Regions from separate parts of the Homo sapiens genome. Here regions 1, 3, 4 and 5 are each linked to region 2. The links are chromatin loops, found by intact Hi-C in ENCODE. Cell type or tissue: Calu3. All regions are shown on one strand. Region 1 has its middle 57 kb from the start of CRIPTO3. Region 2 has its middle 52 kb from the start of CHRDL1. Region 3 overlaps RTL9 (retrotransposon Gag like 9). Region 4 has its middle 68 kb from the start of CRIPTO3. Region 5 has its middle 130 kb from the start of CHRDL1.

Region 1 (5,000 bases), 380 kb before region 2:
CTTCCAACAGCACCCCTCTCCCACGGATGGTTAACCTAGTTTTAACGTCGAGGGGGAATACACACACTAAAAAGGCACCAGACACTTCTGGTTTTAGCAACTTGGTAGATAACCTAAAGTGGTTTTTCCCATTGGAGACTCAGAGAAATGTTGGGTAAAGTGTGAGAAAAAACTCACAACTGAGCCTGACATAAAGAAGGAACATCCCCAGGGACAAAAAACAAAGAGGTATCTTAACAGCAGACCAATAAGTTGTTGAGCTCTCTAAGGCTTGTGTAGTGGAGTGAGAAGAGATCTAGGCTAACTACATACAGTGTTAGAGGAGCCAAACTCTGGACCTCTATATTCCATATACTCTGCTCTGCTCAACTATCATGCAAGAATACGAATGAAACAACAACATTTTCTGACAAAACTGAGACAATTCACCATTCTTAAAAAACGTGCTGTACTTTGAACTAGGCTGGGCCTGGGACAACAGACAAAATTTTTAAAAAAGAAGCCCCTGCCCTTTGACAAACTTTGCTGAAAATTTCACTGGTTTAAGCACTGATGTGTAAGTGGATATTAAACAGAGTGACCCTTGCTTTCCCACAATTTCCTCTAATAGCTTTTTAAAAATTTATTATATTTTGGTAACAGCTTTATTAAGACATAATTCACATTCCATATATGTCACCCATTTGAAATGTGTAGTTCTGGCTGGGTGGAGTTGTTCACACCTGTAATCTCAGCACTTTGGGAGGCCTAGTAGGGAGGATCACTTGAGGTGAGAAGTTTGAGACGAGCCTGGGCAACATAGTGAGATCCTGTCTCTAGAAAACAAAATTTAAATTAGCCAAGTGTGGTGGCACATGCCTGTAGTCCTAGCTACTTTGGAGGCTGAGGCAGGAGGATTGCTTGAGCCCAGGAGTTTGAGGCTGCAGTGAGCTATCATTGCACCACTGTACTCCAGCCTGGGTAACAGAGTGAGACCCTGTCTCTAAGAAAATAAATAAATAAAAAGTAAAGTGTATAGTTCAGTGTTTTTTAGTGTATGCACATAGTTGCAGACCATCAACATAATCTAATTTCAGAACATTTTCATCACCCCAAAAAGCAATCCCATACAATTGCATTTCTGTGATGGATAATGATGTTGAGCTTCCCTCTGATATGTTTTTATTACAAAGATAACCATCCTGCAACATATTGACATGAATATTGTTGGGAGGCTCCGCTCTGGAGAATATGCTGGGAGAAGCCGTGGTACTCTTTGCTCTCTAGCCCACCCCTAAATGTGCTATTGCCTCAAACCACTTTAGGATATTGGTGAGTTTAGAGAGGCAGATACTCCTGGCCCTGCTTAGACCCATAACAACTTTCAGCTGCTGCCTTGTGCAACAGAGATTACCTAAGAGCAAAGGTGAGTGTGGGCTTATATTAATATTTTAAGGTTTGCTGGAGGCCCAGGAACTTGAACTGAAAAGAGAATTCCCAGGGAAATGTGGCCTCTGTCTTGCGGATTCTTCCTCCTTCCACCAAAACCTAAAATAACCTAAACGCAGAATTCATTACTGTGGTCATTCATTGGAATAGGACCCTTTTTTATTCTGACACCACTCAGAGTTTCTCCATAATTCAATCCCCCAAAGTTAACCACTTCCACTCTGAGAGGGAAGGGAGGAAGAGGAAGAGGGAAGAGAGGGAAAGTGGGGAGTCGGGAGAAGAATAAAATGACTTAAAAATCTGGGTTCCAAATTCCAACTGTGCCAGTGACAACCTGTGTGACTTTGGGGGGAAGTTACTTGACCATTCTGGGCCTCAGTTATCTCATCTTTACCATTGTTTGACTCTCATTTGGGAGCCAGACCAGGTGATAATTCCCTTCACCTTTGGACATGCACCAGGTGTAGGTAGGAAGGTGTCTAAGTGGCCTGGGGAGAGGATTGCTGGGGGAAGCCCACTCTGAGCCATTGCTAGAGGGCAGCATTGTTTCAGTAATTATTCTAATAATGCTGTCTGGGGTGTGACTGGCTCAGAATTCTTTAATTTAAAAATATAATTTCTTCCTCTTCCATAAGTGGCTTTCTTACAAAGGGCAGGTAATTTCTGAAAAATTGTAGAGAAACCAGAAGAAGAGTGCTTCTAGCCCCCTGCAAATTTCATTTTCCGTTAACAAATTTAAGGCAGAAAAATGAAGATTTTATACTTTTATTTCTAATCAAACCTATTTGATTTTGGTCTCCTTTGGATACAATTGCACAAATATATTTTCCTCTTGGAAATTTCCACTAGCATCACCAGAGAAATGCTTAGGTTCACTGGAAATCTCTTCCAGAGGTTTGCTTCACAGGTTCAGTGACAAAATTTCTTATCAGGGCATTTATTATTTTCAGACTCTTCCTTCTTTGGTTTATATTTATTACAATTCAATAATGGAATACTTAGGAAATTGATTTGTTATAAATAATTATCCAGGCCAGGTGTGGTGGCTCACGCCTGTAATTCTAGAATTTTGGGAGGCCGAGGCGGGTTGACCACTTGAGGTCAGGATTTCGAGACCAGTCTGGCCAATATGGTGAAACCCTGTCTGTACGAAACATACAAAAATTAGATGGGTGTGGCAGCGCATGCTTGTAATTCCAGCTACTTGGGAGACTGAGGCAGGAGAATGGCTTGAACCTGGGAGGCTGAGGTTGCAGTGAGCTGAGATCACACCACTGCACTCCAGCCTGGACGACAGAGCGAGACTCTGTCTCAAAAAAAAAAAAAAAAAAAATTTGGAAGTTCCCAATTAAATCTTTTGATTACTTGCCACATTTTACAGTCCGTAAGTTTCTTTATGTCAAGGTGGCATCCCAAGCCACTCAAACCTGGGGAAAACAATATACTGTGTATGGCCACAATAACTGTTCAAACCATGTATTTCTAGCTCTGTCTCCTTTGGCATTGCAGATTCTTCAGTCACCCTCTGAAGTCATGCTCTTCCCTCAACCTCAGTATGCACACATACTATTTCTAGGAGAGGTAGGGGTTGCCTCACATGTGATGTGCTCCGAAAGACAGGTCTATCACCATTCATCAAGGGAAAGAAGAAAATATACACATTGCAACTATAAGCAGGGGGGCAGATATATTTTCACTTACACATGTATTCCAATTATTTGGTAGTGGTAGAGCATTTTTCAGAAGGATCCTCAGGTCACATTTACTATCCATAAGAAAGTGCAAGCAAGCAATTAATTACTAATGTCTGCTAAGAACAAGGGTGTGGGTGTATAAATTTAAAAAATTGCCATCCTTAAGGTAAAGTCATGCAAGTAGTTTTAATTTATTATTAATAATGATAATAATAAATAATATATATTGAAAATAGCAACATAGGATATTATTTTTGAAAACCTGGGATGCCTCATAGACTATCCAGGCAATGGCTGGTCCTGGGGGTGCGGAATGTACAGCTGATCCTCAAGAACTCCTAGAATCAGGCACTTGAATGCCACCAGTATTCTTGTTTTTTCTTCCTGCTTCGCATCTCTGCATCTCTCTGAACATCGACATCTTTTCATTCTGCAGGCTGACTTTCTCCACGTGGTGGACAATCTAGGCCCCTAGTCCTACACCAATATGGCAGCCACCAGTCACATGTGTATATTGAGCACTTGAAATGTGACTAGTTCAAATTGAGATACACTGACTGTAAGTGGAAAGCATTTGCTGGATTTTGAAGGTAGGAAAAAAAAAGAATGCAAAAACATCTCATTAATTAAGAAAACATTGATTGCATGTTAAGGTGATAACATATTGGATGTATTGTGCTAAGTAAAATACATTATTAAAATTAACTTCACATGTTTCTTTTTGAATGTGGCAATTAGAAAATTTAAAATTACATACTTGGCTCACATTATGTTTCTATTGGACAGCGTAGCTCTACAATGTTACAACTTATAGCTACTTGGGGAGTGATTGAGTTCTCTGGGACCACAGCACAAAAAGTGAGCAAAAGGGGCCTTATTGGTGAAGTTGAGCCAAATGTTCACCCCCTAGAGCATTTCTTTATGGCCCAAGGGAGAGGGTCATGTGGAAACATCGCAGCTCCTGCTGGGACAGAAAATTGGAGTGGGCAGAGAGACAATTCCCAGAAGAATAGAGGAGGCTGCTGGGTGGATAAAGCAAGACGTATCCTCTAATTCAGAATCATTCTAAATGCCTTTTGTAAAACCATCAAGCTCCCTCAGCCAATGATAAAGCAAGTTCCATTGATTTTACCTCCACCCACTTTTCTCTGTCCTTAATGTATCCACTACTCTGTTAGTTCAGTCACTGTCATCTCAGTCATTTGCAATCACTGGCAAGTGACATTAAAATAAGCATATGACAACCAAATGACTGTTTCTTCCTTCAAGATAGGCATTTGGGAAGGCATATACCCATTTGCAAGCAAAAGAGTTTGAATTATGTCCAGGTTCTGCCACTCATAATGCATATGACCAGAGCTAAGTCATGTAGTTTTTCTGGTACTCAGTGTGCACATCTCTAAATTGAGAACAGTATGAACCCTACTTACCAGGGTCATTGGTGATACCTATGGAAAAACTATTGTGAGAATCCTTTACATGAAAAGGATGTAACATGAAAAGTACTATTTTACAGATTGGATTAAAATGCAAAAAACAGCTGTGCAATGCCTCCTTTAGAACCGTCTTTGTTGCCGAGACACATTCATCCAATACCCTCAGCAGATCTTCTTGCTTTGAAGGTAGATTTGATTTTGGAAGTGTTCAGAAATCTTTAAGAATCAAGTCTAGTGAATGATGTATGCTCAAGCTGAGTAATACTAAGTGTGGTTAAAAACAAGAGGTATGAATGTAAAGCAATGGTGCTGGTTTTATTCTCTCCCCAAGAGAGGTTCCAGAATTTTTTATTACAGTGGCATTCATTGGTAGACTAAGTGGATAATCGCTACTATTGGCTCATCTGATGTACCAGGCTCCTTGCTCATTTGCATGTGAAGG
Region 2 (5,000 bases):
GTCTACTTTGTCATTCTCAACCCCATGCCCACTAGTATTATTAGTGATTCCCTCTCTCTCCTGTACTTTGTATCTCATACATGCTTCTATTCAATTCCTGGCTCTGTCACTTGTTAGCTGTGTGATTGTGAGCAAGTTATTTAGCCTCTCTGAAACTAGGTTTCCTTATCTGTAAAATAAAGATGATAATAGTATAATAATACTCATCTCAGAGTAATTGCTGATATTTAAAAAGGCAACGCATGAAGAAGCTCTTATCATGGTTCCCAGTACTTAGTAATAAAGGTAAATGTTATTTTGAACTACACCATGTGGTTGTGAGAAATAACGGCATCATTTTTTCTCAAGGTAAGGTGATGATGCTCTTATCTCAGCAAATAGTTGGGAGAAGCAGATGGTTTTATATATTGATTCCTGATTGTATCATTATTATCGCATCCCTTGACCTGATTTCTATCTACCTCCACACTTCATAGTGTGTTTTCTCATTACGCCCCACATCTTCTACCTAGTTTTCCAGCACACACCACACTGTTGCAAGCCTTTCTGCTTAGTCTGTTTCATTCCTGAAATATGCTTTCGTACTTTATTCCCTGGCTAATGCCTGTCCACTCTTAAAGATTCTTTTGCCCCAGTGTATGTTTTTATCTACTTTGTCAAAGATATGTAGATATATGGCCTTATTCCCGGGTTCTCTATACTATTCCTTTGATCTGTGTGTCTATTTTTATACCAGCACCATGCGATTTGGGTTACTATAGCCTTGCAGTACAATTTGAAGTCGGCTAATGCAATGGACATCCTTTTCAATAAATGGTGCTGGGAAACTTGCATTGCCATATGCAGAAGAATGAAACTGAACCTCTGTCTCTCACCATACACAAAAACCAGCTCAAGATGGATTAAAGACTTGAATGTAAGACCTGAAACTATAAAAATCCTAGAAGAAAACCTAGGAAAAAAAGTCTTCTGTACATTGGTATGGGCGAGGAATTCATGACTAAGACCTCAAAACCACAAGCAACAAAAATAAAAAATAAGCAAATAAGACTTTAAACTGTGCACAGCAAAGGAAATAATCAACAGAGTGAACAGACAACCTGCCGAATGGGAGAAAATATTTGCAAACCATGCAACCGACAGGAGACTAATGTCTAGAATTTACAAGGAGCTCATACAACTCAACAAAAACAACAGAAAACCAAATGACTCCATTAAAAATGGGAAAGGATATGAGCAGACACTTCTCAAAAGAAGACATACATGTGGCCAAAAAGCATATGAAAAAATGGTCATCATCACTAGTCATCAGAGAAATGCAAATCAAAACCACAATGAGATATCATTTTACACCAGTCAGAATGGCTATTATAAAAGGTCAAAAAAAAAAAAAGATGTTGGCAAGGATGTGGATAAAAGGGAATGCTTACACACTGTTGGTGGGAATGTAAATTAGTTCACCCTCTGTGGAAAACAGTATGGATATTTCTCAAAAAACTAAAAATAGAACTACCATATGACCCAGCAATCCCACTAGTGAATGTATATCCAAAGGAATTGAAATCAGTATATAGCAGAGATATCTGCACTCCTATGCTTATTGCAGAAGTATTCACCAAGCTTTGGAATCAACCTAAATGTCCATAAATGGATGATTGGATAAAGAAAATGTGGTATATATACACAATGGAATAGTGTTCATCTATAAAAAATAATGAAATCATGTCTTTTCCCACAATATGGATGGAACTGGTGGCCATTATCTTAAGTAAAACAACTCAGAAATAGAAAGTCAAATATCACATGTTCTCAGTTCTAAGTGGGAGCCAAATAATGGGTACACATGAACATGGAGTGTGGAATGATAGATATTTGAGACTCAAGAAAGGTGGGATGGTGGGAGGTGGTGGGGTATGAGAAAATAATGAGTAAAACATACATTATTATCATTATTATCTTTATGGTAGATCCATTTAGATGGACATATTAAAGCCCAGACCTCACCACTATTTAATATATCGATGTAACAAAACTGCCCTTGTGTCCCTTAAATTTATACAAATACAAATAAATTTTTGAAAAGATTCAGCTTTTAGTGTCACCAGCTGTAGATCCCTGAATCCCCAAACTGAGATGGGTGCCCCATCCTATGCTTACCCTATCACAGTGTTATGATATTGTTATAGAGCTTTTTGTTTGTGCGCCAGTCTCTCCAACTAGATTGCGCCTTTCTTAAGAGAGTCAGGCCCTTTCAACTTCATCTGTGTATCCCCAGCACCTAGCTCAGTGTTTTCAACACAATATAGACTCAAGGGGTATTTGAACTAAACTGAGGCGACCCAGCTGTACTGGAACAGGTTTAAGCTTATTTTTTAAATGTCAACAAGTTGCCACAGACAAGTTATCTTTCCTGAAATCTCAGCATGGAAAACTTCTGGACATTTTTCTGGTGGCAGGAAAGATGGTTAATTCGATCTAGGACTCATGAAGAAAATGGCATTAAACAAAGCTGACCTACTACTCTATTAAAAGTTTGGGCAACACTGCCATCTAGTGATGGAATTTAGATATGCTTGAGAATGAGATCTGTAGTTCTTCATGGAAGCCTGGAGAAAACCACTGAGCTTTCGTTTACACAGAGAAAGAGGAATGGCTAGTTTCTCTGAATAAGACATGTAGTTATGCGATGTACATTTCACTCGATAGATCGTGTTAATTGAGGGAAATAAAGGTCTAAATATATCATTTGTTAGCCACCAAGTCCTATTAATGTGGCTAGTTGCTGATGGGGTGGGAATTGCACAGGACAGTCCAGATGGAACCTATTTGTTCCCATTGTAACATTCAGCATCAGATTATGTACCTTATTTTTTTCAAAAGGAAAATATGGCTGGCACAGATCTGCTTTCAGGCATTATACAATCTAATTGGACACAAGAAGCAATTAAGGAATAAGACACCATTAAATTTGACTCAGGTCATTGATTGGCTGTGTGTGTGTTAAACATATCCAAATGTATGCATGAGTGTTTTCAGTCATTCAGGTGGTGGGGGTGTCTATACTTTTTGTAGGAATCCTCAAATAGTTTTGGAATACACTGCCCTTGGAATCATCCTGAGCCTGTTCTAACACGAATAAGAAACAGTAGATGTAATCTACCACACTGCAAGCAGCTGAATGTGTACTGCATTTGGAGTCAAACAGGTTGGAGTTCAGATTACTTGTCTATCACTTACTAAGTGCGTGGCCTTGGGCAAATTACTTAACCTCTATGCACCTCTTCATCTGCAAGATAAGAGTGCAAATAATACTCATCTCATTCAGGTTCTGTGAAGTTCTGTGAGGATTGACTGAGACTGGTATGTAAAGCACTGAAAGCAGTGTAGGCAATTTAGTAAGTGCTTGTAATTTTTGACAAATACTTTGCTACAGCCCCTTTACTGTCCTAAAATGAGACAGAGAAACTCATAGAGCAATGTACCTACCACACACATAATTTTATATATTTGTGTGTGTGTGTGTGTATATATATAAGAGAGAGAGAGGTCCAACTAGTGTGAAGGAGAAATAAAAGGAAATTATTGGTAATAAATAATGAATTTCCATCTGCAAAGATTGAGGCCACACCATGCTATAAGATGTAGGGGAACAGGTAGAAGCTTGCACCTACGTACAGAAACAGCATGAACTCAAACACTACAAATGCAGGCGCATGCAGGGGCATTGCATTAGTGACTCAATTACCATGATCAGCGTTGTTGTTGGCAATATGATCTTCAAAAATGTTAGACAACTCTTGGGAGAGTTCTGAACACAACAAAGAGCAGTTTTCCCTCAATTTACATGGTAGCTGTATTCCTGGAAATTTCAGCATATACTGAAATAAAACTGTGCAAAAAATACTTTGTGTTTATGTATAAATCAGAGTTCTGTTCTAGGCACAGCTAATTATTAACAGATTTTTTTAACCTACATGAATAACTGGGTGGGAGGTGGCATTCAAAATTTGGACAGAATATGGGGCATTCTTCACTGTGTGGAACTGTCTAGCACATTGAGGACGTCTAGCATCCTCTTTTCCATTAAGTGCTTCCCACCTCCTTTGTATACCAGTCTCTATCTTATACATATTCACATGCATACAGAACCATAGAATTAGACAGGTACAGACATAAACTCTCAAGGGGAAATAGAGTCAGGGCCTTGATATTCATCCAGGGCTAGCCTGGAAGAACCCAAGGATGGAGACTGGACAGTGGGTGGGATATGGAGAAGGTTCTTAAAACCTGTAGATTCAGTTATGTTTACAGTCTGGATGAGGTATGCAAGGAAAGGGGTGGTGAGAGAGCTGGGGTGGGGAAGTTGGTGGGAAGGATGGTATTCAGGTACTGAAGACTGAAGAAATGTTGGGAGTCATTGACGAGTAGGCAGCCAGCGTCAGGACCCAAGGTAAAATGAAGGCCCTGGAAAGGCAGAAACTTTGGAACCATGAAGACAGACCCCCAACCAGGATTGAACTAACGGAGCAAAGAAATGGGGTCTGAATACAGCCTGAATGTCTTCCATTCAGCTGGTTAAAAGTGCAGATGTAGAGTCACACAGACCTGGGCTCAAATCTCAGCTCTGCTACTTACTGTGTGATCTTGGGGAAGTCACTGCAAACCTCAGAGCCTCACATTGTTCTCGTCTGTAAATTGAAAATACTGATAGTGCTTGTTTCCTCCCTCAAATGGTGATTGTGAGAATTACACACGAGACCATATGTAAAGTGCTGGACACATAGTATATGTGCAATGTAGGCTAGCTGTTATCATTACTACCTTCCCCACCAAACTCCTCTGCCTTCCATGCCCACACCTCAGTGAGTGGCATCACCATCTACCTGTTCAGCCATCCAAGCCAGAAGCTTAGAGATGATTGTTGACCTTGTCTTCCTCATGTCTCACAATCCTGCCGATGTTTCCTCTGAAATTTCTTTTGTATCTACTGCTTCTCCTCC
Region 3 (5,000 bases), 400 kb before region 2:
TTTCTGATGCTGCTCCACTCAATCTCCAGCCTCAGTTTCTTTCCCTCGAGCCCTCTGCCTGTGCTTCCATGTCATATCAGTTGCAGTGCCTGGGTCCCAGGACTCCTGTGTCTGTTCAACTGCAGAGGGCACGTATCTTGTTTCCTGAGCCAGGACCCTTTTCATCTCATCTTTTTAATTGTGTCAATCTCCTCTTTTCTTTGGGCAGAGTGGGGTGGGGCATAGGCTGGTGGGACTGTTGGGGGCGACAGGGAAGAGGGGTGGAGTTGCATAGGCCAAGTGCTAAGGCGGAGCTTCTGGAGGACTGTCAAGTGAAAGGCGGCCAGAGGCAAATGTCAGAGCCTATATAGAGGCAGGAATCTGGGACCAGAGAGACAGAGCAAGCAGTAGCAAGTCAGGAGCAGTGGGGCGGGTGGGCGGGCAGGCTGGCTGGCGGGCAGGGGGGCGTGGCAGGGGATAGCAAAGGGAGATTGCAGAGAACAGCTGTTGGTACTGGGTCTTACTTTAATGAACTGGCTGGGCACGAGGTATAAGTTAATTGGCCAGAGTGAAAGAGCTAGGGGCGCAAAGGATACTCTCTCCCTCTTCTCCGTCACTGGCAAGGTAAGATCTTTCTGGGTTTTGCCTGGTGGGAAACTGTGGCATGTTCAGATATTTTTCTGAAGATGGGAGGTGGAGGTCTATGGCTGCTTTTTTGACTCATCTTTCCCATTGCACCAATTATTACAATTATTACAATAACCAGGGTGTCAGCAGGAGGCCAGCATTTCTTTTATGACAACCCATCTTGGGGTTGTCCAGGCTGGAGACAGAGGCAGGGGTCTCGGTAGTGTGACTGAGTAAGGGGGAGAGGTGGATCTTTATAGCACCTTGGTGAAGAGTAGGGGGCTCTGGAACTGGATGGACCCAGGAATCTATGTGACTGCAGGCAAACTATTAAGCTTCTCTGGGTCTGAATTTTCTCATTTGTAAGATAAAGGAAGAGTACAACCGAAATCTCTTAGTGTTGCTATGGGAACCACATGAGATGATACATGTAAAGTGCCTAGCAGAGTGTTTGCCAGTCAGTGCATGCTAAAGAAATGTTCACTGTTAGCGTTTCTGTTGCAGGTTTTCTCATTATTATGGAATCACAATTCCATGAGGTTGATGACTTTTGTGACATTGTCCCAAAGTAGCAAGTTTTCTGCTTTTGGCATGGGCAGGCTGTGGGGACATGTCAACATTGTGTAATATTTGCATTGGCTTCCAAGCCGTGTGTCCAAAAGCCCCTTCTGGGCTGCTTATTGGAGCAGGCTGGAGGGGTGAGGCTCTGGATTGCCCACCCCCATGGCATCAGAGAAACTTGAAACTTGGACATGCCAGACACTGGGCTTTAAGTGACCCATGATCTGGGATGTCAGAGAAATAATTGAATGCAAGCTCAGGGATGCCAAACACTAGGCAACCCCCAGGAGGGGGTCAGAGTCAATGCTATACAGTTTGTTACTGTTGCAGTGACCCTATTTTAGCCTTGACCCTGGCTAATCTGAGAAAGCTTGTAAAATGGGGATAATAATATCTATTGCCCAGGAGATTGTAAGACCCAAATGGGATAATGCTTACAAAGGCCCTCACGTTATAGGAAGTTGTGACAGTTGTCTAAAGTACAGTGCCTGGCACATACTACGTGAAGCAATAAATAAATAGTAGTAATGGGGTGGTGGTTGCTGTTATTAATAAGAATAATGAAAATAATAAGCAGAATTTTCAGTTCATGGAATGTTGCTCTCAGTCATTGATTAGATAAATGTCTCCCTTTTCCTGAGAACATTCAGGGCCATCAGAGTAGTAAAATGAGGATTAAACCACTGGCAGAATTCAATGAGCCCCAGGAACTAATAATTATCCTGGGGCAAAGGACTTTCCCATTCAGGCTTGCCAGTACCTTGGCTGGCTTGTGAGTACTGCCGTGGGATAGAATACAGGCCAGGAATCCGCATTTCTCACATTTGGCCAGAAGGTGGTGCTGCTGCTTTATTTGAGTCAGGACTGCCCAGGCTCCTGGCTGCGGAGGCTGCTGGCGTTTATAGCATTTACAAACTGAGAGGCTGGGTTGGTTTGAAAAGGATAGAGGCAGAAGGGACATTTGCTCCAGCTCCAAAGTTGTTCATTGCTTCACAGCTTCTTTAATCTGATAGCCTCACCTTCAATGCCATATACCTGACAACGCATAAAAACAGGTCTCCACCATGAACAATTTGTCTGTTTCCAAATCTTCTTGATACTGGCTTTTGACCTCTAAACTTGTTTCTTGTTTACAGATTTTCTTGCCTCCTGGGCTCCCTCCACACTATCCTGTGGCTGTGGCAGATATGTCAATACCCTTACATTCACTGCGATTCAACAATACAATGAGGGAGGAAAATGTTGAGCCCCAAAACAAGCAGATGGCCTTCTGTAGACCAATGACAGAGACCAGAGCAGACGTACAGATTCTGCATTCTCATGTACAGTTGCCTATAGTCTCAACTTCAGCCTCAGACCCTGGAGGGACATCCACACAGTTGATGACATCTCCAGTCTTTGACACCATGTCTGCACCTCTAATGGGAGTACCAAACTCTGGAGCATTGTCCCCACCCCTAATGCCAGCCTCAGACTCTGGGGCACTTTCCCCATTGCTAATGCCAGCCTCAGACTCTGGGGCACTGTCCCCATTGCTAATGCCAGCCTTAGATTCTGGAACATTGTCCCCATTGCTGTCCACTTCAGAGTATGGGGTAATGTCCCCAGGGATGATGACAATTCCTGATTTTGGAACGATGTCCGCAACGCTAATGGTAGCACCAGATTCTGCAGAGATATCACCATTGGCAATGCCAGCTCCATCCTCTGGAGTGGTGTGTACACCTATAATGAGCACTTCATCCTCTGAGGCAATGTCCACACCATTAATGCTAGCCCCAGATTCTGGAGAGTTATCCCCAATTCTAATGCAAGATATGAATCCTGGAGTGATGTCTACACAGCCAGTGCCAGCTCCCAGCTCTGAGGCAATGTCCCCATTGCAAATTACAGATGAAGACACCGAAGCAATGTCCAAAGTGCTAATGACTGCTCTAGCCTCTGGAGAGATATCTTCGCTGCTAATGTCAGGCACGGACTCTGAAGCAATATCCTCACTGATAATGTCAGCTGTAGCTTCTGGAGGTACATCACCCCAGCCAACAAGCACCCAAAACTCTGGGGGAATACCTACCCCGCTCATGTCAGATCTAGACTCTGGAATAATGTCATCGCTTTTAATGTCATCTCCAGGCTCTGAAGTAATGTCCACACCGCTACTGTCAGTCCCAGATGCTGGAGAAATGTCCACATTACCAAAGCCAGCTCCAGATGCTGAAGCAATGTCCCCAGCACTAATGACGGCCCTACCCTCTGGAGTGATGCCCACCCAAACGATGCCAGCCCCAGGCTCTGGGGCGATGTCCCCATGGTCAACACAAAATGTAGACTCTGAAATGATGTCTAATCCGCCAGTGAGAGCAACAGCCTCTGGGGTGATGTCTGCACCACCAGTAAGAGCTTTAGATTCTGGAGCAATGTCCACACCGCTAATGGGAGCCCCAGCCTCTGGAAATATGTCTACATTGCAAAAGACAGTTCCAGCCTCTGGAGCCATGACCACCTCACTGATGACAGTCCCAAGCTCTGGAGTGATGTCCACAGAGCAAATGTCAGCCACAGCCTCTAGAGTAATGTCCGCACAGTTAACAATGGCCAAAACTTCTGGAGCAATGCCCACAGGCTCTATGAAAGCCGTGGCAAAACAATACAAGAGAGCCACAGCCTCTGGAAAGATGTCCACGCCACTGAGGAGAGCTCCAACTTCTGGAGCAATGTCCACCCAACCAGTTACGGCAACAGCCTCTGAAACAATGTCCATGCCACAATTGACAGTCCCAGCCTCTGGATCAATGTCCATGCTGCAAATGAGAGCCCCTGTCTCTGAAGCAATGTCCATGCCACAAATGAGAACCATGGCCTCAGGATTGACATCTGCAGCACAGATGAAAGCCATGACTTCTGGAGCAATGTCCACCCCACTAATGACAGCCCAAACCTCTGGATCAACATCCACGCTGTTAATGAGAGACACAGCCTCAGGAGTGATGTCCTGTCCACAAATGAGATCTCTGGCCTCTGGAGCATTGTCCAAGCCACTAATGACACCCAAAGCCTCAGGAACGATGTTCACGGAGAAAATGACAACCACAGCTTCTGAAGCAATGCCCACACTGCTAATGAGAGACACAGTTTCTGGAGCTCTGTCCATGCCGCAAATGACAGACACAGCCTCTGGAGGGTTGTCTGCATCGCTAATGAGAGACACAGCTTCTGGAGCAATGTCCACATCACAAATGACAGCCACAGTCTCTGGAGGGATGTCCATGCCACTAATGAGAGCTCAAGACCCAGGAGTAATGCCTGCCTCACTAATGAGAGCCAAAGTGTCTGGAAAGATGCTCAGTCAGCCAATGAGCACCCAAGATCCTGGAGGGATGTCCATGTCGCCCATGAAGTCCATGACCGCTGGAGGGATGCAGATGAATTCCCCAACCTCTGATGTGATGTCCACACCAACAGTGAGAGCCTGGACCTCTGAAACAATGTCCACACCACTAATGAGAACCTCAGACCCTGGAGAGAGGCCCTCACTGCTCACAAGAGCTTCATCCTCTGGAGAGATGTCCCTACCACTAATGAGAGCTCCAGCTTCTGGAGAGATAGCCACGCCTCTGAGATCCCCAGCTTATGGAGCCATGTCTGCTCCACAAATGACAGCCACAGCCTCTGGAATGATGTCATCCATGCCACAAGTGAAGGCTCCCATCTCTGGAGCAATGTCCATGCCACTAACAAGATCCACAGCCTCTGGAGGGATGTCCATGCCACTGATGAGAGCCCCAGACTCTAGAGTGACATCCACATCACAAATGATGCCCACAGCTTCTGGA
Region 4 (5,000 bases), 260 kb before region 2:
TGATTCCTTATGGGTACTATCTTTCCTTCCACTTTTACCTCTGAAGCAGCTTGAGCTTCAGCTCTTTTCAAAAGAGTAGAGAAACTAAGCATGCTTGACCTGGGTTTGCATCTTGGTTTCACAAATACAAACCATGTGACCTCGAGTAAGTTACTTAACAGCTGTATGGCTTATCCAGTTCATTTATAAGATGGGGGTGATAAAATCACACCCAATTCACTGGTATTTTGTAAAATGGGTTTCTATGAAGATTGAACGAGTTTATGTAAAGTGCTTAGGAGAATGCCTGACACATAGTAAGTATTGGCTGTTAATATTGTTGTTACCATTATTATTATTAAAGCACTGCAAGGCCTACTTTAAAGAGACTTATAAAATGTTGGTGAGGATGTGGAGAAAGTGGAACCTTCATACATTGCTGATGGAAATGTAAAATGGCACAGCCACTGTGGGAAAACCATTTGTTGGTATTTCAGTAAGTTGAGCATAGAATTACCATAGGACCCAGCAATACCACTCCTAGGTATATACTCAAAAGAATTATAAACAGATGTTCAAAGGCTTGTACACAAATGTTCACAGTAGCATTATTCACAAAAGTAGAAACAACCCAAATATCTACCAACTGAAGAATGCATAAATAAAATGTGGCATATCCATACAATGAAATTTTAGTTGGCCATAAAAAGGAACGAAGTACTGAAACATATTATAATACAACATAGACAAACCTTGAAAACATTATGCTAAGTAAAAGAAGCCAGTCACAAAAGATGATATATTGCATGATTCCATTTATGTGAAATGTCCAGAATAGATATATCCATAGAAACAGAAAGTAGATTAGTGTTTTCCTGGGTCTGGAGCAGGGAGAGAGGAAGAACAAGAATGGGATGACTACTAATGCTTATGCAGTTTCTTTTTGGAGATGATGAAAGTGTTCTAAAATTAAACTGTGGTGATGGTTGCATAACTTGGTGAATATGTTTTAAAAACCCTATTGGATTATATAATTAGAATGGGTTAATTTTATGGCATATATCTTATAGCTCAGTAATGTTGTTTTTGTAAAAGCTTATATACATAAAAGGGGTTAAGTTCCCCTCACACCACTTTGCCAGCAGTTTAGTCTTTTTGTGGTCTTAAGTAGATGACAATCAGATCAAAGATCAGTCCCTCTCCTGAGTCGTATTAACCAGATTGCACCATGGCCCTCTAGGACCTTTGTAATCAAGTTGTCTGTTTTGAGTCTTACTACAGTCGTGGGAATGCTCATTGTCCTGTGGTCTGCCACATTCAGGATAATTTCATGCTGCAAATGAACCATGTTGGAGAGCAAAAACCCTGTCTATTCTATTTTCCATTGTATCCACAGTGGCTGTATGGCACATATTAGGTGCTCAATAAATATATGATGAATGAATAAATTGATGGATAAATAGACAGCAGAATGAGTTGTGGCAAGACTTTGTAACTAGAAAGACTTGAAAATTTGAATCTCATGTCCACTACTTACTAGATATGCAACATCCAGCAAATCACTTAAATTCTCTCAAACCCAATTTCTTGTAAAATAGGGAAAATAATACCTCCTTCATAAGCAGTAAGTTTTAACTGAGGTAATACATGCTATGTGATAACTCAATAAATGTTAGTTTCCTTCCCTTTTCTTCCACCAATTAAAGAAGCCCTGAGGCACTGCAGCATTAACTACTGATAAATAGCTTTATGTTAAGTCCTGAGGTGGCAGTAAACATGAGCATTGACACTTTCCTAAGCACAAACTTAATGTCATGTGATATCTGTCCTCAATCGTGGAAGCTGGCAGTGAAATTTGAGCCCATAAAATGCCAGAATTGCGAGGGCTCTTAGTAAGAGATCATCTAGTTCAAGCACTATACTTGACAGAGAATTCTCAAATGCCACAACATTAGTGGGCCATTTGGAGACTCTGGCTTAATAAAAATGAGTAGGCAAAGAAGTAGCTGGCAAGGTGAATGGCAGACATCTGAGGGACCATTAGTGAGAAATTCCAGGAGTGATTTATTGTCCTCACCCCTGAAAAAGTCCCCTGTGATATTTGACAGCTTAATCACCATGTGTGTATTTATACAGGGTGAGGCAAAGGTCACTGTACAAGAGAGAACCACTAGAGGAACAGGTGTTGATCTTCAACCTTCTAAATATATTAGTCAAAGCTGAATGTCTGCAGCAGGGAAAAAAAACAGCATATCTATACAAGATCCTGCTTACACTTCAATTTTAAATTTTAAATTTGAAAAAGGACCAAATTTTAGTTTTATCATTCAATTTTGGACCTCATTTTCATATGAAGAAACTATCTAAATTTGGTTCCCTGGTGTCCAGTGAAAGGTGGGATACAACTAAAAGAGATAAATAATATCTTTATTATTAAGGTCCCAAATGGAGAATCAAAATGATAGCTAATGAAAGAAATAATTGGCTCATTTGGAAAGTAAATAAAAAATAATTAATTTACTAACTTGTTTTCCATAGTTAACTTCAAGTGTGACAGATATGTCTATTTTTATTGTATGGATAAAGTGTATGTCACAGAGTCTGTCTCTTTATTTATAAAATGCACAGAAGCATCAAGGATGATATTGGAAACCTAAGAGGAAAAACAACACTGGGAGGCAGTAGAGCCTAGTGGTTAGGAGCAAAGGCTTGTTATTCAGTCAAGATCAAAGTCCAGGTTGATGTAGGAAATAATCAAACATCCCATTGACATACACGCGCACACACACACACACACACACACACACCACAAACTCACACATTCCAGATACATAGAAATGCCTAATATTTAAAGTATAAGTATAGAGTCACACTTGAAAGTAAGAAAAGAAATCTCCAAGTGCCAGAAATAAAGAAAATACCCCAAATGGTATTTATTTTTTATGATTCATGACTCAAAGAGATAAGTGGACCAGATATAGTTCTTAGGGTCTGTAATTTTAATGCTTAAAAGAGGATGGGAATCAGAGTCCCAAGATCTGTATATGGCACAGTTAGAACAGGTATACCTGTGGAAGGATTGAGGAAAATGGAAAGGGTGTGTCTATTGAAAAAAAAAATCAAATCACTGGCCTAACGACAGCAATTATGTGGTCCTTGCTCCAAGTCACAGGTGGAAACAAAGTCAATCTAAAAAAGCAATGCTTCCAGATGATATGACATGAAGTGAGAAGAAAATAATCACAGAAAAAACATGGCAACCAGAAAATACAGAATAACATATGTTGCAATATATGTAAATGAATTAAAAACAACTTTTTTGAAGAAAGAGACATTGAGATTAGGTGTGAAAATTTCCACTATATGTGATCTACAAGAAAAGTACCTAAAACATGATGACAAAGAACAGTTAAAAGAAAAAGGGGGAGAGCAAAAGATATAACAGGCGAAATAGAATTTAAGGTGAAAAGCATTAAGACGAAGAAACACATCACTTAATGATTAAAAAATAGCCACCCACTAGGAAAAAGTTGATTTGTATGCATCTGAAAGTAATAGCTCCAAAATCTATAAAATGAAAGTTAACAAAATTTATATGAGAATAACCAAATCTATAATTATGGTGAGCGATTTTAACACACCTCTTTCAGAAACTAGTACATAAAGTAGACAAAAGTTACTAGGGATATATAAGATGGATAAAACAATAAAATTTAGCTAATAAATAGATACATAAAAACACTGACCAATCTGATAAGGACATATACTGTATAATTCCAACTATATGACATTATGGAAAAGGCAAAACTCTGGAGACAGTGAAAAGATCAGTGGTTGCCAGAGGTTTGCGGAAGGGAGGGATGAATAAGTGGTACATGGGATTTTTAGGGCAGTGGAACTATTCTGTATAATACTATAGTTGTGGACACATGTCATTATATATGTCAGTTGAGAAAAATGATGAAACAAGTCTCAATCACTTTAATAGGTTTATTTGCCAAAGTTAAGGACACACGCCCAGGAGACAGGTCTATGCCTTTCTCCAGAGATGATTTTCAGGGCTCCAAATTTAAAGGGGAAAGGGCGGGATATTGAGAAGCACACAATTGTTAGGTAAGGGGGGGGGGGTAGGGAAAAATAGTTATTCATGCCTTTGTCTGGCTCAGGGAATCTGCATTTTTACATAAGATGACATAGACAAAATGAGGCAGGGGAACAATCAGATATGCATTTGTGTCTGGTAGGCAGGGGGTGACTGCACCTGTAAAGATAAGCTATCAATTTACATTGCCATGGTGAAATTTTAACAGAAACACCTTAGGGTAAAGATCTTGCAGATCACTAGGAATTTCCTTGTGGGCAAAATATGGGGGAGATGTGGAGCTTTTCATTTTGTAGTCATCTAATATAGGAACCAAAAGGCAGGCAGGTTTGCATGACCCAGTTCCCAGCTTAACTTTTCCCTTTGACGTAATGAGTTTGGGGTCCCAAGATTTAATTTTCTTTCTCATTCCCCCCTCCCTTTTTCTTTAAAATCTTTTTGGAGAAAGCATTTTAGAAGGAATACGGGTTTCTGGCCTCAGGTTGCTTTTTCCTCCTTATTTTGAGCTGGTTTCTCATTGCTAGGATGGCTTATTTCTAGAAGTTCAGGTCCCACATTGCTAGGAAGGGTCATTGCTAGGCAATAGCATCCCACGTTGCTAGGAAGGCTCATTCCTAGGAAGTCATGTCCCACGAAGATAAAAAAAAATAGGTGGATGAAAGAAGGAAAAGGAAAGGAATATATATATATATAATATATATATTATATATATTATATTTATATATAACCATATGACTTTAGATATACTCACGGCAGCACCGGGGGCCCCTGCACCATCATAAAAACTGAATGTTGTGTTTATATTCCAGATGAATTGAAGAACAAAACACGATTTATGACTGATATGAAAACCCCGATAACCAACCTGTCAGATCCCAAACTCTCACTAATCGATTGAGTGGTTGGTTTGGATCCTGGA
Region 5 (5,000 bases), 180 kb before region 2:
CCTGCATGTTGTGCACATGTACCCTAGGACTTAAAGTATAATAAAATAAATAAATAAATAAAATATAAAAATAAAAAAAAATACAGAAAACCAAAACAGCACTATCAACCACTTGACCTAACTTTCATTTGTAAAAAACTTCACCCAACAACAGGAGAATATGCATTCTTTCCAAGTGTATATGGAACACATATACCCAAGAGAGGGCATATTGTGGGACCTGCATATGTACCCCTGAATCTAAAATGAAAACTATATAGATATAGATAAAGTAGCAAAAAAGAAGACATTTAAAGGAATAGAAATCATTCAATGATATTCATAGAATAAATTAAAATTCAATAACAAAGATATCTAGAAAATATTCAAATATTCAGAGATGAAAGAAAACACTTCTATATAAAGCAATGTCAGGAGGCAGGAGCAAGCAATGTGATAAAACACATTGATTTAAAATATGAAGCTCACAGAGATGCATTGACATACCCAAAGTCACACAGCAAGGACAGGGAACCAGGCTGACTGATTTCAGTGTTGGTGTTTTAACCCCTCCACTCTCCTTTACTATCTGATGTTTTTCATCATCATCATCTCCTCTCAGAATATACAAAGGCAGATAGACAATATCAGTAAGAGTCAACCTTCTGCGGAGCTGAGGATAGCCTAAATTCACAGGCCCTGGATATTGGAGGTACAAGGTGCTCAGATATGGGGAACTTAATATTGGCAAGTGTGTTGAACTAAGTGCTCCTGATGATACTCATTTTGTTTTTAAAATAACACTTTTATTGAGCATAATTCATATGTCATACAATTTACCCCTTCAAAGTGTTCAATTAAGCGGGTTTTTGTATATTCACAGAGTTGTGTGGGTTTTCTCCATTAGCCCTGTTTGGGGAAATTGATTCTTTTGTATTTGTGATGGTAGCCAAACTTTAATGAATGGCCTATTGTTTGGCAATCTCTACTTCCAAAAGTTAAACCCTGAATGTTCCACCAGCTTCATTGGTCTCTGTGGAAGTTATTCACATGAGCACTTAGGGTGGCTCCCTGAAACAGGAACATTACTTTATTTTTATTTTGTTAGCTATTAACTAGCCCTGCCCAGACCTCCTACAGAAAATACATCTGTGAGGTACTGGGGAGAGGCTCTATCCTACCCTCCTGACATTAAAGTATCTTCAGTATGAAGCTTTAAAAGAGATTTAAAGTTTCTGCTTCAATCATTTTTGTTCTCGTTCAGACAGTGGTTCTTAATCTGGGGCCACAACACTCTGGGGAGCCAAGGAGTTATGTGAGAAACCTGCAAATCAGCTTGTGAACGAGGCTTTTATTTTGATTAAATATATCTTACACACGTTTGCTACTATTTCTCAATCATACATGGGTACTGTTGTGATTAATAAAGGAAAAAAATCTTCTGCATATGTAACTTTTTTATTATATAGTAACCTTTTTCATTATATATTTTCTCAATCAGCAGACACTAGGAGTGCAACTACTGTCATGGGATAATCAGATAGTTTTGATTGATAAAATAAGTTATATGGACCCAAAATGTTTAGGAACCACTAAATTAAACAAAGACCTTTCTTCATAGGGTACAAATGTTTCATTTAGTAGGGCATCAACGTATTAGCAGTCATTAACACATTAGCCTGAATTAATCAGCTTGCTTCAGGGTAGGGCATTGAACACTTTCATCCTAAAAGCAGAGTGGGGATCAGCAATGGCTCCAAGCAGGTCTAGTGGGTTAGAATTAGTCTTTTGGGTGCCATGTGTGCTTCAGGAATTCGACAGTTTTTATACTTATAATAGTAGTCAAACTTTGATAGATGAATTATTGCTTGGTTAGTACCACTCCAAAGAGCCAAACCCCAAATGTTCTCCAACTTCTACCAATGTTGGAAAACACTCCAAGGGAAAAAAGAGGGCGCTGAGCACCAGAGATGGGAGCTAAAAGGTAGGAGGGGACAGCAAAATATGTGGCCAAGACCAAATTTGTCTACTTCTTAGTTTGTTGGGAGGACAAGGAGATAGTCATATCTACCCCAAAACTTTAGCAGACTACAATCTTGAAAAGACGTTTAGAATTCCTTTACTTTTGAGGTCCTCCCTTCCTTTTGCTCTGTCCCAGAACCTCCTTCGCCTATACTTGCTGACAAACTTTCCCCTCTCATCCAACACAGAGTCCCATTTTGTATCCAAAGCCATTCAATCAGCTCGAATTGTCTGTGTTTTTCTGGAGGGGTTCCCTCTCCAAACTTGCCAGAATGTCTCAATATTCTTGGAGCTTGTCCTCAGTTTCCGAAACTTCAGGGCATCCCATAGGCCACAGTTTTGACTTCAAATGCAAACTGACCTTTTCCTTTCACCCAAACACCCTCCTCCTTACCCACTGCATTGCATCAGAGCATTCTCAAGCCTGTTGTCTTGCTCCAGACATCCCCTTGTCTGTGGCTTGGGGTTAATATCTGGTCCTTTCCAATCCTACCCCATGTGATTATGCCTTTGTTTCAGATCCAGGAGAGTAATCATACTCAGACTAGGTCTCCACTAACCAAAGCAAAAGGGACATTTGAGAAAACAATCAGTTAGTCCTTGCAGAAGGGGTTTTTGGTTGCCTGACAACCAGATAGTTGCCTAAATTCTCCCCTCTGCCTGACATGAGTTCAGGGCCATAAGTGGCTACTTTCCCCTGCACAAACACGGCAAGTGTACAATAATGACTTCAGCTGTTTGAGAAGAGGCCATATCCCAAGAGGTACTCCAGAGAGCTGATTTTCTTAGAATTGCAGAGCAAAGGGCTCCGGAAAACTGGGCTGAATACTACTAGTGTTTGCCTTTCTCCAACTTCTGTGTGACTGCCATCTAGTGGCATGCAGGGTGGTGGTGGGGGGTGGTGGAGAGTGCTCCAACAGGGTTCAGTCAATAAGCAGGTGCATTGTTTATGAATAATTTAAAAACAATATTAAAACTGACTAAAGTTGGTCAGACTTTTATTATAACCACATGCTGGCAATTCTAAACAGTCATTGATAAAATACTTCTCACTTTGGTATACCACTGCCCCCACCCCAGCACCTAAGTGATTCCCTCATCTCCCCTTGGAGAGCCATATTTAAGCCTGACTTTTCAGGTAATACTTCAGATTTATATCCCTTCCCTCTATCAAAATGTTCCTGTCTTGTGCTCTAACCCCCTAAGGCTGTGCTTTTTATTTTCCTTGGTGGAATTTATTTATAGGGAAATATTTATAGGGGTTACCAGCTGTCTCTACCAGGGGCACCTATGTTATAACAGAAGTTACCTGAAGAATCAACGCTTTAGTCCAATGGTGTTCTAACTCTTTTAAGGCAGTGAAACACTGTTTTCAAACAAAATATGGTATGGAACCCCATCTCCTAACTCTTCTTTAAGTCTCACCTTCAGTGTCATTTCCTCTGGAAGGTCTTCCTTGTCTCTCCATGATGAGGACAAGTCCCCATGACTTAGTCACAGCACCTTGGACTCGCCCTTTCATACTACCCATCACACGTGTTATAACTTGTCTAGTGTCTGTATTCCTTAGTAGACTGTAACCTCCATGTGGGCAGATACTGCATCTATCTTGTTCACCATTGGAACCCCAGAAGCAAGTGTTGTGCTTGGCCCACTGTATGTGGTCCGTAAATAGCTGATGAATGAATGAAAGCCCTTCTGTTATTATAGCCTATGAGTAAATGAACATTGGAAATAACCATGTCACGTGTTATATTGTGGGTTTTTATTGAAATTATGGTCAAAAACAACCCCAAGATCATTTTTTTTTTTTGGAAAAAAAGTGTGGTTAACCAGTTTTCCCACCTTGTAGTCATGTGAGTAAAACTAAATGCAACAGCCACAACTCCCAATTTCTAGTGTGTAGATTTTTCCTCCTCTCTTTGGCACTAAAGTCAGGTTCTTCTTCTTACTAAGTTTTGGCTGAAGCTCTGCAGGGACAGTCTCCTCTTCTGTTTTATACCAGGACCCCCCAAAAGGCTTCTCCTAGTTGGCCATCTCAGGTTGGCACTTCCTTCAAAGACGTGCTTAAGTTCCACTGTCTGATTGAAGTTAACCCAGCCTGAGACTGCTTTCCTTTTTCTTTTAACTACTAGAGATCATGAACAAAGTGTTCACCTAGTTTTTTAAATTTATTTTTATTTATTATTATTTTTTTAGAGACAGCGTCTTGTTCCGTCCTTCAGGCTGGAGTGCAGTGGGCATGATCACTGCAGCCTTGAACTTCTGGGCTCAAGTGATCCTCCTGCCTCAGCCTCCAAGTAGCTGGGACTACAGACATGTGCCACCATACACAGCTAATTTATTTTTAACTTTTTTAGAGATGGGGTTTTGCTATGTTGCCCAGGCTGGTCTCTAAGTGATTTTCCTGCCTTGGCCTCCCAAATTGCTGGGATTACAAGCATAAGCTATCACACCTGGTCTAATTTTTTTAAAAGGCATTTACTGTGCATTTATACATCAGTCACTCTCATGAACACTTTATTAACTCATTTAAGCCTGACAAGAAACCTATGGGATAGAGATTATTCTTATCCTTATTTTACAGATGAGGGAACGAAGATTAAGAGATGTAGGAAACAAGAAATACGAATTGTTTGCGTGTATTAACTCTGTCTTCTCCTGATTCCCTGATTGGAGTGAACCTCTCAATAGTTTTGACCCCAAAGTTATTTTGTTATTAATTTTGGTGATAAGTTGAACAGAGGTAAACAGGTTTATTGAAGGACTGAAAAGGGCCAATGCCCTTCTGCAGCGTTTCCTTCCCCTCCCCCACTTACCTCTTGAGGAAGAGGGCTCCCTATGCGGATGCATTCCAGAGCTTCAGAATTCCTCTCTGAGCTGCTCCCTCCTATGGCAACGCCCACGTGAATGCCAGAGGACAATGGCACAGACAGTTTTCAGGAACACGTGTAGACCATCAGCCCCTTCCTCCTCACCAGGGCCTCTGGCTGCCATGC

Evidence for each region. Hi-C counts contacts between places; a loop is a spot of excess contacts. Peaks named below come from ENCODE experiments on the same cell type or tissue, not always from the same donor. Only the 100,000 strongest peaks of a DNase experiment are listed, where the experiment ranks them.
Region 1: a loop joins it to region 2, with 6 times the contacts of the local background. A loop is called at or near these places in 93 of 110 quality-filtered maps.
Region 3: a loop joins it to region 2, with 11 times the contacts of the local background. A loop is called at or near these places in 102 of 110 quality-filtered maps.
Region 4: a loop joins it to region 2, with 11 times the contacts of the local background. A loop is called at or near these places in 4 of 110 quality-filtered maps.
Region 5: it touches region 2 in a loop (5-fold over the local background); 7 of 110 quality-filtered maps call a loop at or near these places.

Annotation. Positions count from the first base shown.
Region 1 is chrX:110,461,212-110,466,211 of GRCh38, forward strand. No RefSeq gene overlaps it. Among named protein-coding and RNA genes, the nearest start is that of CRIPTO3, 57 kb to the right of the region's middle. In Calu3, no CTCF peak of the experiment used is centred here; no DNase peak of the experiment used is centred here.
Region 2 is chrX:110,844,946-110,849,945 of GRCh38, forward strand. No RefSeq gene overlaps it. Among named protein-coding and RNA genes, the nearest start is that of CHRDL1, 52 kb to the left of the region's middle. In Calu3, no CTCF peak of the experiment used is centred here; a DNase peak (open chromatin) is centred at 2,556.
Region 3 is chrX:110,448,264-110,453,263 of GRCh38, forward strand. RTL9 (retrotransposon Gag like 9) reads left to right here. Exons shown (of 4, transcript NM_001385449.1): 3 at 2,304-5,000. The coding sequence starts at 2,355. Among named protein-coding and RNA genes, the nearest start is that of CRIPTO3, 70 kb to the right of the region's middle. In Calu3, a CTCF peak has its summit at 2,018 (motif pointing right); a DNase peak (open chromatin) is centred at 2,008.
Region 4 is chrX:110,586,354-110,591,353 of GRCh38, forward strand. No RefSeq gene overlaps it. Among named protein-coding and RNA genes, the nearest start is that of CRIPTO3, 68 kb to the left of the region's middle. In Calu3, no CTCF peak of the experiment used is centred here; no DNase peak of the experiment used is centred here.
Region 5 is chrX:110,662,996-110,667,995 of GRCh38, forward strand. No RefSeq gene overlaps it. Among named protein-coding and RNA genes, the nearest start is that of CHRDL1, 130 kb to the right of the region's middle. In Calu3, a CTCF peak has its summit at 2,877 (motif pointing left); a DNase peak (open chromatin) is centred at 2,886.